Linked DNA regions of Homo sapiens: region 2 is linked to region 1. Evidence: chromatin loops called from intact Hi-C (ENCODE). Cell type or tissue: breast epithelium. All regions are shown on one strand.

Region 1 (4,000 bases):
TATCAGAATCATAAATGTATATATATATATACATTTCTTTAAAAAATAGAGTCTCACCATGTTGGTCAAGCCAAGCTGGTTAGAACTCCTGGGCTCAAGTGTTCCCCTCCCAGCTCAGCCTCCCAAAATGCTGGGATTACAGGCGTGAGCTACCACATCCAGCCACAAGTGTCTTTTAATTGCTTTATTTATTTATTTCTTTATTCATTTATTTATATTTATTAAGATGGAGTCTCTGATTGTCACCCAGGCTGGAGTGCAGTGGCGCGATCTCAGCTCACTGCAGCCTCCTCCTCCCTGGTTCAAGTGATTCTCCTCCCTCAGCCTCCTGAGTGGCTGGAATTACAGGCACCGTGCCCCCACGCCCAGCTAATTTTTGTATTTTTAGTAGAGACGGGGTTTTGCTATGTTGGCCAGGCCGGTCTTGAACTCCTGATCTCGGGTGATCCACCCACCTCAGCCTCCCAAAGGGCTGGTAATACAGGCGTGAGCAACTGCACCTGGCCTATATGTACTCTTTTCAATAGCCATTTAAAATATCTTTGTGAGGCCGGTTGTGGTGGCTCACACCTGTAATCCCAGCACTTTGGGTTTGGGAGGCTGAGGCGTGTGGATCACCTGATCTCAGGAGTTCAAGACCAGCCTGACCAACATGGTGAAACCCTGACTCTCCTAAAAATACAAAAATTAGCTGGGCGTGGTGGTGCACACCCGTAACCCCAGCTGCTCCAGAGGCTGAAGCAGAAGAACGGCTTGAACCTCGGAGGCAGAGGTTGCAGTGAGCCTGAGATCATGGCACTGCATTCCAGCCTGGGTGAAAGAAGGAGACTCTGTCTCAAAAAAAATAAAATATCTTTTTGAGTTTACTATCCTAAAGTTAAAATTTTGGGTTTCCTTAAATATTTCTGTCACTATAGGGCCCCTTAAGCATGTTAGTAGGTATATTAAGAATGTTTCGCTGATTCATTAATGGAAGTCTAAATGAAACTTTAAAAGTTTGAGACTCCAATAGAATGTATCTTCTTAATGTTAGTACTAAATGTGTTTTTGATCAGTCTAAAAAGTGTTCAATTTCATTAGAGATGGATAATGTTTTTTATTATTCTTATTCAGATAGTTTTGGGCTTGAAGTCTGGTAACTGTTCTTGCTTTGTCTCCAACGTTGTAGTTTAAAATCAATCTTTTTACTCTGGCTTACTTTCAATGTCTCTTTTGCCAAGTAGATTTAACTTTAGGGTTACTGTGAACAGGATTTAAACAGATGATAAATCTATTCAAATATATTTGTAAGTTGTATGCCTGGACTAAGAATCTTTGTATCTTGAAATGTATATCTCCCCTGACTCCCTGAACACCCGCACTCTAGAGCTTGAGTTATGGCCAACAAAATAAAATTTTTTTTAAATATTCTTTTTTCATGTTATTTTTATTTCTTTTTGTTTTTTATTTTTATATTTTCTTTTTCTTTTTTTTAATATGTTACAGTCTGAATATGTTCATAGTGACTTTTCTGTTTGTTTGGTTGGTTTTTTTTACAGAGATACAGTCTCACTCTATTCCCTTTGTTGGAGGGCTGTGGCACGATCATAGCTCACTTCAACCAAGAGCTCCTAGGCTCAAGCTATCCTCTCGCCTCAGCCTCCCAGTTACCTGGGACTACAGATGCGCGCCACCACGTTCGGCTATTTATTTTTTGGAGAGACGGTGTCTCATTATGTTGCCCAGGCTGGTCTTGAACTCCTGGTCTCAAGTGATCCTCCTGCCTTGGCATCCCAAAGCTCTGGGATTACAGACATGAGCCATTACACCTGGCCAGAATAAAATTATTAAAGGGACATACTATTTATTTAATAAAATAAGTAAACTATAAGTAAGAAGGAAAATAAAGCATATGAATGATCAGGATCATTGCGGGTGGAGGGCTCAATTTTAAACAGTATGAGCCAGGATACTATCGGATACTCCCTCTCTGTCCACACAGAATGTAGCAAGGGATATGGAGAAATACTCCCTTTCTCCAGAAGCATCAGAGAAAAAGTGTTACTTACAAAAATGAATCCAGCAACACATTTCTAACCGGACTGTTGCTGAATTTTACTGCATGCTTTGTCTTAAAAAGGTTTTGTCTCCATTGGCTTAGTCCTTATACTGGCTTCAACGTGTCCCTTCTTTATGACTCCTTGACACTTTTCACCAGCTTTGAAGCCTCACAAGTGATTTTTACAGGCCCAATTAAGGACAGAGTTTACGATGTTTGCTTGCTCTTGAGAGAGTGGCTGGACCGACCCAGTGAATGCACAGGAGTTAGGCAAGGTGCCCTTCAAAACTGCTGAGTAGAGAAATCCTCCCACGGCCCCTCGGGGAATTCAAGCTACAACTGGCCCATTGTGTTTCCTCAGGCTGCGGATTGCTTTACTGGAGGGAGTAGCTGACTGTGAGTGGCTTTGGGAGCCCTTCATAACAATGGCTGGAGGAGAGCTGCAGCAGCTGTGTGTGCGAGAAACACGAATGCCCGGATGCCAGCGGCAGCCTGGGCTCCTGGGCCTCCTGGGCCACCTGGGCCCTAGTTTTATTCAGAGCTACACAACTGTTTGTGAAGCGCATTGTAAACAAACATAGACGGGGTGAGACATCCTCTTTATCCTGAATAAATCAAGAATTCCCAGGCCGGGCGCTGTGGCTCATGCCTGTAATCCCAGTACTTTGGGAGGAGGCGGGCGGATCACGAGGTCAGTAGATCGAGACCATCCTGGCTAACACGGTGAAACCCCGTCTCTACTAAAAATACAAAAAAAATTGCCGGGCGTAGTGGAGGGTGCCTGTAGTCCCAGCTACTCGGGAGGCTGAGGCAGGAGAATGGCGTGAACCCGGGAGGCGGAGCTTGCAGTGAGCTGAGATCGCGCCACTGCACTCCAGCCTGGGCGACAGAGCGAGACTCTGTCTCAAAAAAAAAAAAAAAAAAAATTCCCTCACTTGGGGTTTATAGGAGACTGTTCTCCAAACCACACCAGACTTTTAGAAGCAACTACCTCTACAGATACCGGGGTGAACCAGTAAGGCCCTTCATTTAACTAGACAGAAACTGAGTGAACAGTGGGTAAACAAAATATTCAACCAAATTCTTTGCTAAATCCAGTCCACCTTGGTTTTATTAATGTCTTTACTTGGAAAAAAAAAAAAAAAAAGCCATCCAAAAGCAATCCCTCAGTCTAGAAAATTGCCAGATGTGATTAAAGAGATTGGCTGGCTTCTAGGGATTTTCCACTTGTGGTTTTTTCCTATTATCTAAGAGCAAACAGATATTACTATTAATTTAAAATAGTTTAGCTGATAATGATATCAACCGATACAGGAAAATTATAGAGAGTTTAGGTACTTAGGTGTGAACTCAGGTGGCAACACCTACTCTCATTGGCCCCCGTCCTTTTAGGGGGAAGAGCTGACTCTCTTAAAAAGCCAAGAGAGCTTGAAGTTGCCTTCTGTAATTTCCAAACAGGCATTTTTTTTTTTTAATTATAGAGAACTGACTTTGCTTACTTGACGCCTCAATAACTTTCAATTTCGAGAGAGTCAGCCCAGTTTTCTAGTGAAATTACTTGGATAGGTCAATAGATTATAAAAAGGGAGGCCAGGTGAGGTGGAGGCCGAGGCAGGTGGATCATTTGAGGCCAGGTGTTAAAGACCAGGCTGGCCAACATGGTGAAACCCCGTTTCTACTGAAAACACAAAAATTAGCCACCATGGTGGCGTCCACCTGTAATCCCAGCTACTAGGGAGGCTGAGGCAGGAGAATCCCTTGAACCCAGGAGCCGGAGGTGGCAGTGAGCCAAGATCGTGCCACTGCACTCCAGCCTGGATGAAAGAGTGAGACTCTGTCTCAAAAAAAAAAAAAAAGAGAGAGAGAAAGTAAGAGACCTGCATGCCTATGCCTCTCCCAGAGGGTGCATGCTAGCAGGTTAGTTACGGCATGAGTGTAATTTAGGAGAAGGCTCCTGGAAGC
Region 2 (4,000 bases), 330 kb after region 1:
TGAACTCTTGACCTGTACTGTACCTCCTGCCAGGGTCCCGGGAGGAGGTGTGCAGCTTTGAGGCTGCTCAGCAGTTTTTGGGCTGAAGAGTTTCTGCTCTGCCATTCTGGAGCTAGACCAGGCTTTGCCTTTCCCTTCCTAGGTTGTACAATGCTTCCCTCTAAAATCAAAGTTATCTGGCCTTAGGCATTTAAAATACATCCCCCTGCTCAAAAAAGAGAAGATGAAGTTTGCTGTTCTTAATTTTAGGCACTGCATGTCTTAAAAGTGAAATCTTTTCATAGACAAGCACTCAACAAAGGGAATAATAACAGGTGAGGGAGGCAGAGCTGATCATCAATCATAAAGCTGCAGTGTCTGGAAAAGTGGAGGTCATGCATTATTTGTAAGATGTCATCACATTACGATCATCTCTGAAGCCTGTCAACTCCAGAGAAATAAATGCTAGCTGCACCTGGCCTTTACTCCTTGTGTGTACGTGTGTTTAAATCACAAGTGACTAAATGAGATTTGTTTTTCTTCTTAACGTCACTGCAGAAGTACAAGCTCAAGTTTGGTCTTGCCACAGTCAAAGAAAAGGAAGTGGATTTATCACAATTTTTTAAAAAGGTGTTCTATGGCAAAAAGCACAGGACAGCAGGGAGTTCACCCCAAAATGTGTAAGAGCACCCTTCACCAACTCATAAAAATGGTCACTGCATTGGCAGAACTTACGTTAGGAAGATGAAAAGCATGAGTAATGTTCTTGTCAAAAAGGGAAGTTCTGGACTATTCCATACAAACAGGCAATAGAAAGAGGCTGGAGCCGTGCTGATCAGCCTCATGAATAAACATTTGTGAGGTCAGGCCCAGTGTGGAGACAGACAGGTCCTTTCTTTGTGAACTGGAGTTGACACATCCAGCCCCATGGCTCATCCCAAGAAAGAATGGAAGCGCCCAGAAAACTGAGATGAAGCAGATATGTCCCATAGGTCACCTCTGACCCACCTCGGTGACGATGACCGAGAGGCACACAGGGAACCGTGTGTCATGTGGGCAGACAGGCCCATGATCTGCTACCCTGGGTCAGGCTTTTACATCTTGTGCAACACTCCTGGATGAGGGGCCTACAATATATTGGGGCCTTTTTACAGTTACACACAAAAATAGCTTTTTTTTTTTTTGAGTTGGCCTAATGTACTTCCAGTAGGAATCCCTTGTATGTCCATAGGCCTCAATCCATCATTTGAGAATTTAAAGTCTTGAAAATCTCATGCATCCTTTTCCCCCTGTAATTTTTGTCCTTGTCATATTTTCCTGTTTTCAGATTATTGCTGTCTTTTTAAAATGCTGGTAACATTTCTATGTTTAAGAGAATAAAAAGCAGATGACTTATAATTCATTTTGTGCAGTTTAGTTGGTCTTGTACTCCCAAACCTTCTCTTCTTCCATAGGAAATCAATCTGGTGTTCAAGAACCTGCTTGATTCATAGTCTAACTCAAACTTTAGTCAAATCCAGTGAATCAGGCTCCAAAGCAGGTTTAGCAATGTGGAAAAGGCTGCATTTTTATTTAACTTTTCAGAAAAATTAGTTAGTGAGTTCCCAGGGCACTGCGCCTACTTTATCCATCTTTGTGTTACTCATAGGGCCTAGCTGAGATCCTTGCCTACAATAGGAGGTCAGTGGTGTCTATTAAATGTGTTGAATAAGGTAGACAAAGAAAAGGAGATAAGTTAAGAAGCAAATATAAAGAAGGTTAAAAACAGAAATCCAACACAATGTTTTTAAAGGTGGGTCCTCATGACTCCCTCTCGTCCCATGCTCTGTGGGGGCTGGGGGCTGGCTGCAGGGTAGGGGGAGCCTGACACTCCTACCACAGACTCCACTTCCTGTTTCTGACTACCTGGGCTGGGTGCAGGGTGCTGGGAAGGAGGGCAAGGCTTAGGGGTTGGGAGTCAGATAAAGCAGGACTAAGGAGTTGTGTGAATACAGGAAGAGCCCTCTGATCACAAGTCAGCTTCAGGGCATCAGCCTTTGGAAGGTGATGATGACATTGCCAGGTGGAAGCAACCTTGCACCAGGGCACACACCTTGCCTGAGGAGGCTGGGCGGGCTTTGAGCCCATGTGTCTACTCTGAAGGGCTTCTTTATATAGTGTTCAATGGCACAATCATGTGTGACAGACCGTCTAGGCCTCATGTTAGAATGTGTCCAATAACAAAGGATGGAAGTTGGAGGGAAGTCAGGCAGTTATGGCAGTCAACACCAACCGCTCACGCAGAGGACCCTGCTCAGCTAAACAGGTTGCTTCGAGTGTCACTTAATGAGCAAGTTCACCCAAAAGAGCCCTCACAGGGAGCTACACCTGAGCCTGCTGAGCCAGTATTCTGTCTTCTAAAGTACCAAGTGGTCCTAAGTTCAGAGACTGGAAGCAGGTACCCAAGACCCTTAGTTCTACTGGGACACAGAGCTCTCACCCCATGTGGGTCAAGTGGGTGCAGTGTGAAATGTGAGTTTTTCCTCCTTTACTGAAGGGCTAGATGGTTTTCCAGCAGCATTTCTTCAGGTCGAGAACCTACTGACTCCCCACCAAACAGGCATTGTTGACTTCCCTGGAGAGTGGGTATTAAGTAGGAAGGCAGCCCAGGTGCGGTGGCTCACACCTATAATCCTAGCACTTTGAGAGGCCAAGGTGAGCGGATCACCTGAGGTCAGGAGTTCGAGACCAACCTGGCCAACATGGTGAAACCCCATCTCTATTAAAAAATACAAAAATTAGCTGGGCGTGGTACCACATGCCTGTAATCCCAGCTACTACTCCGAAGGCTGAGGCAGGAGAATCACTCGAACCCAGGAGGCAGAGTCTGCAGTCAGCCGAGATCACGCCACTGCACTGCAGCCTGGGTGACAAAAGCCAAGATTGAGACTCCATTTCAAAAAAGTACGAAGGCAGTGGGGTTGATGCATTGCAAGGACAAGATTCTGAGGAGAGGACTCTTCTAGCAGCGAAATGTCCTGCTCATATGCTGACCCATGCCTTCAGCCTTACACACAAGACAACTTGTCCAGGAAGCCCAAGGGATTCTAATGATAATTCATCTTGTAGCAACTCCCTGAGGGCTCCTCTGAACTGTGCCTGCAGCGCAGTGGATCTAGATGCTGAGTGGAAAGGCACTCCACTTAGGGATATACTGACTGCCCAGTGGCTGCCACCCTAACTCAGCCATTTGTATTTAGAGCTTGCTCTTAGCTCTTGGCTATTGCTGAGCCATTTGGCACAGACATATTGACAGACACTTCTATTAGCTGTTTAAAGTGACACATGTACTCACCACTGGCTATTTGACAGGGGAGAAGCAAATATGGCATGTGGAAGTGGAAACACTCTCAGATCAAATTTAAATCTACAGTATTTACTGAGCAAGTACTCCTATTTTGGGAATTTGGAGAAATTCTGGGTTTTTGAGCTTTAACTAAAAGCCGTAGGAAGGAGAGAAGTTAGCACCCCTGCACCCCCCCACCCCAGGCCCCATTCTTCCATCTCTATTGTGCCTGTCACACCTTTGGGGTGTGGACACTGCATGGCTCCTGCTGGGCAGTTGCACTCACATCTATCCATATAACCTAGACTTGGGACTTTTCAAATAAACATGTCAGAGGAGGCTAAACTCTATTAATAGTGGAAGACAACTTATTTCTTTGAACATAGGGCTGTGAGCTATTAATCAAGATGAAGAATCTCATATTCTTTTTTTAAAAAAGCTGTGATTGAGACTACAACACACTCCATAATCAATGTCTTTGTCTGGAGTAGAGCTCTAAGTATTCTCTTTTTTTTTAGTATTTTATTTTATTTTTCCATAAGTTATTGGGGTACAGGTGGTATTTGATTACATGAGTAAGTTCTTTAGTGGTGATCTGTGAGATCCTGGTGCACCCATCACTCGAGCAGTATACACTGCACTGTATTAGTTGTCTTTTATCCCTCGCCCCACTCCCACTCTTTCCCCCAAGTCCCC

What was found. Hi-C counts contacts between places; a loop is a spot of excess contacts. Peaks named below come from ENCODE experiments on the same cell type or tissue, not always from the same donor. Only the 100,000 strongest peaks of a DNase experiment are listed, where the experiment ranks them.
Region 2: it touches region 1 in a loop (4-fold over the local background); 1 of 110 quality-filtered maps calls a loop at or near these places.

What each region holds. Positions count from the first base shown.
Region 1 is chr6:134,265,779-134,269,778 of GRCh38, forward strand. All of the region lies in intron 1 of SGK1 (serum/glucocorticoid regulated kinase 1), which reads right to left. Among named protein-coding and RNA genes, the nearest start is that of SGK1, 50 kb to the right of the region's middle. In breast epithelium, no CTCF peak of the experiment used is centred here; a DNase peak (open chromatin) is centred at 2,387; H3K27ac peaks cover 628 bases.
Region 2 is chr6:134,593,199-134,597,198 of GRCh38, forward strand. No RefSeq gene overlaps it. Among named protein-coding and RNA genes, the nearest start is that of LINC03002, 55 kb to the left of the region's middle. In breast epithelium, no CTCF peak of the experiment used is centred here; no DNase peak of the experiment used is centred here.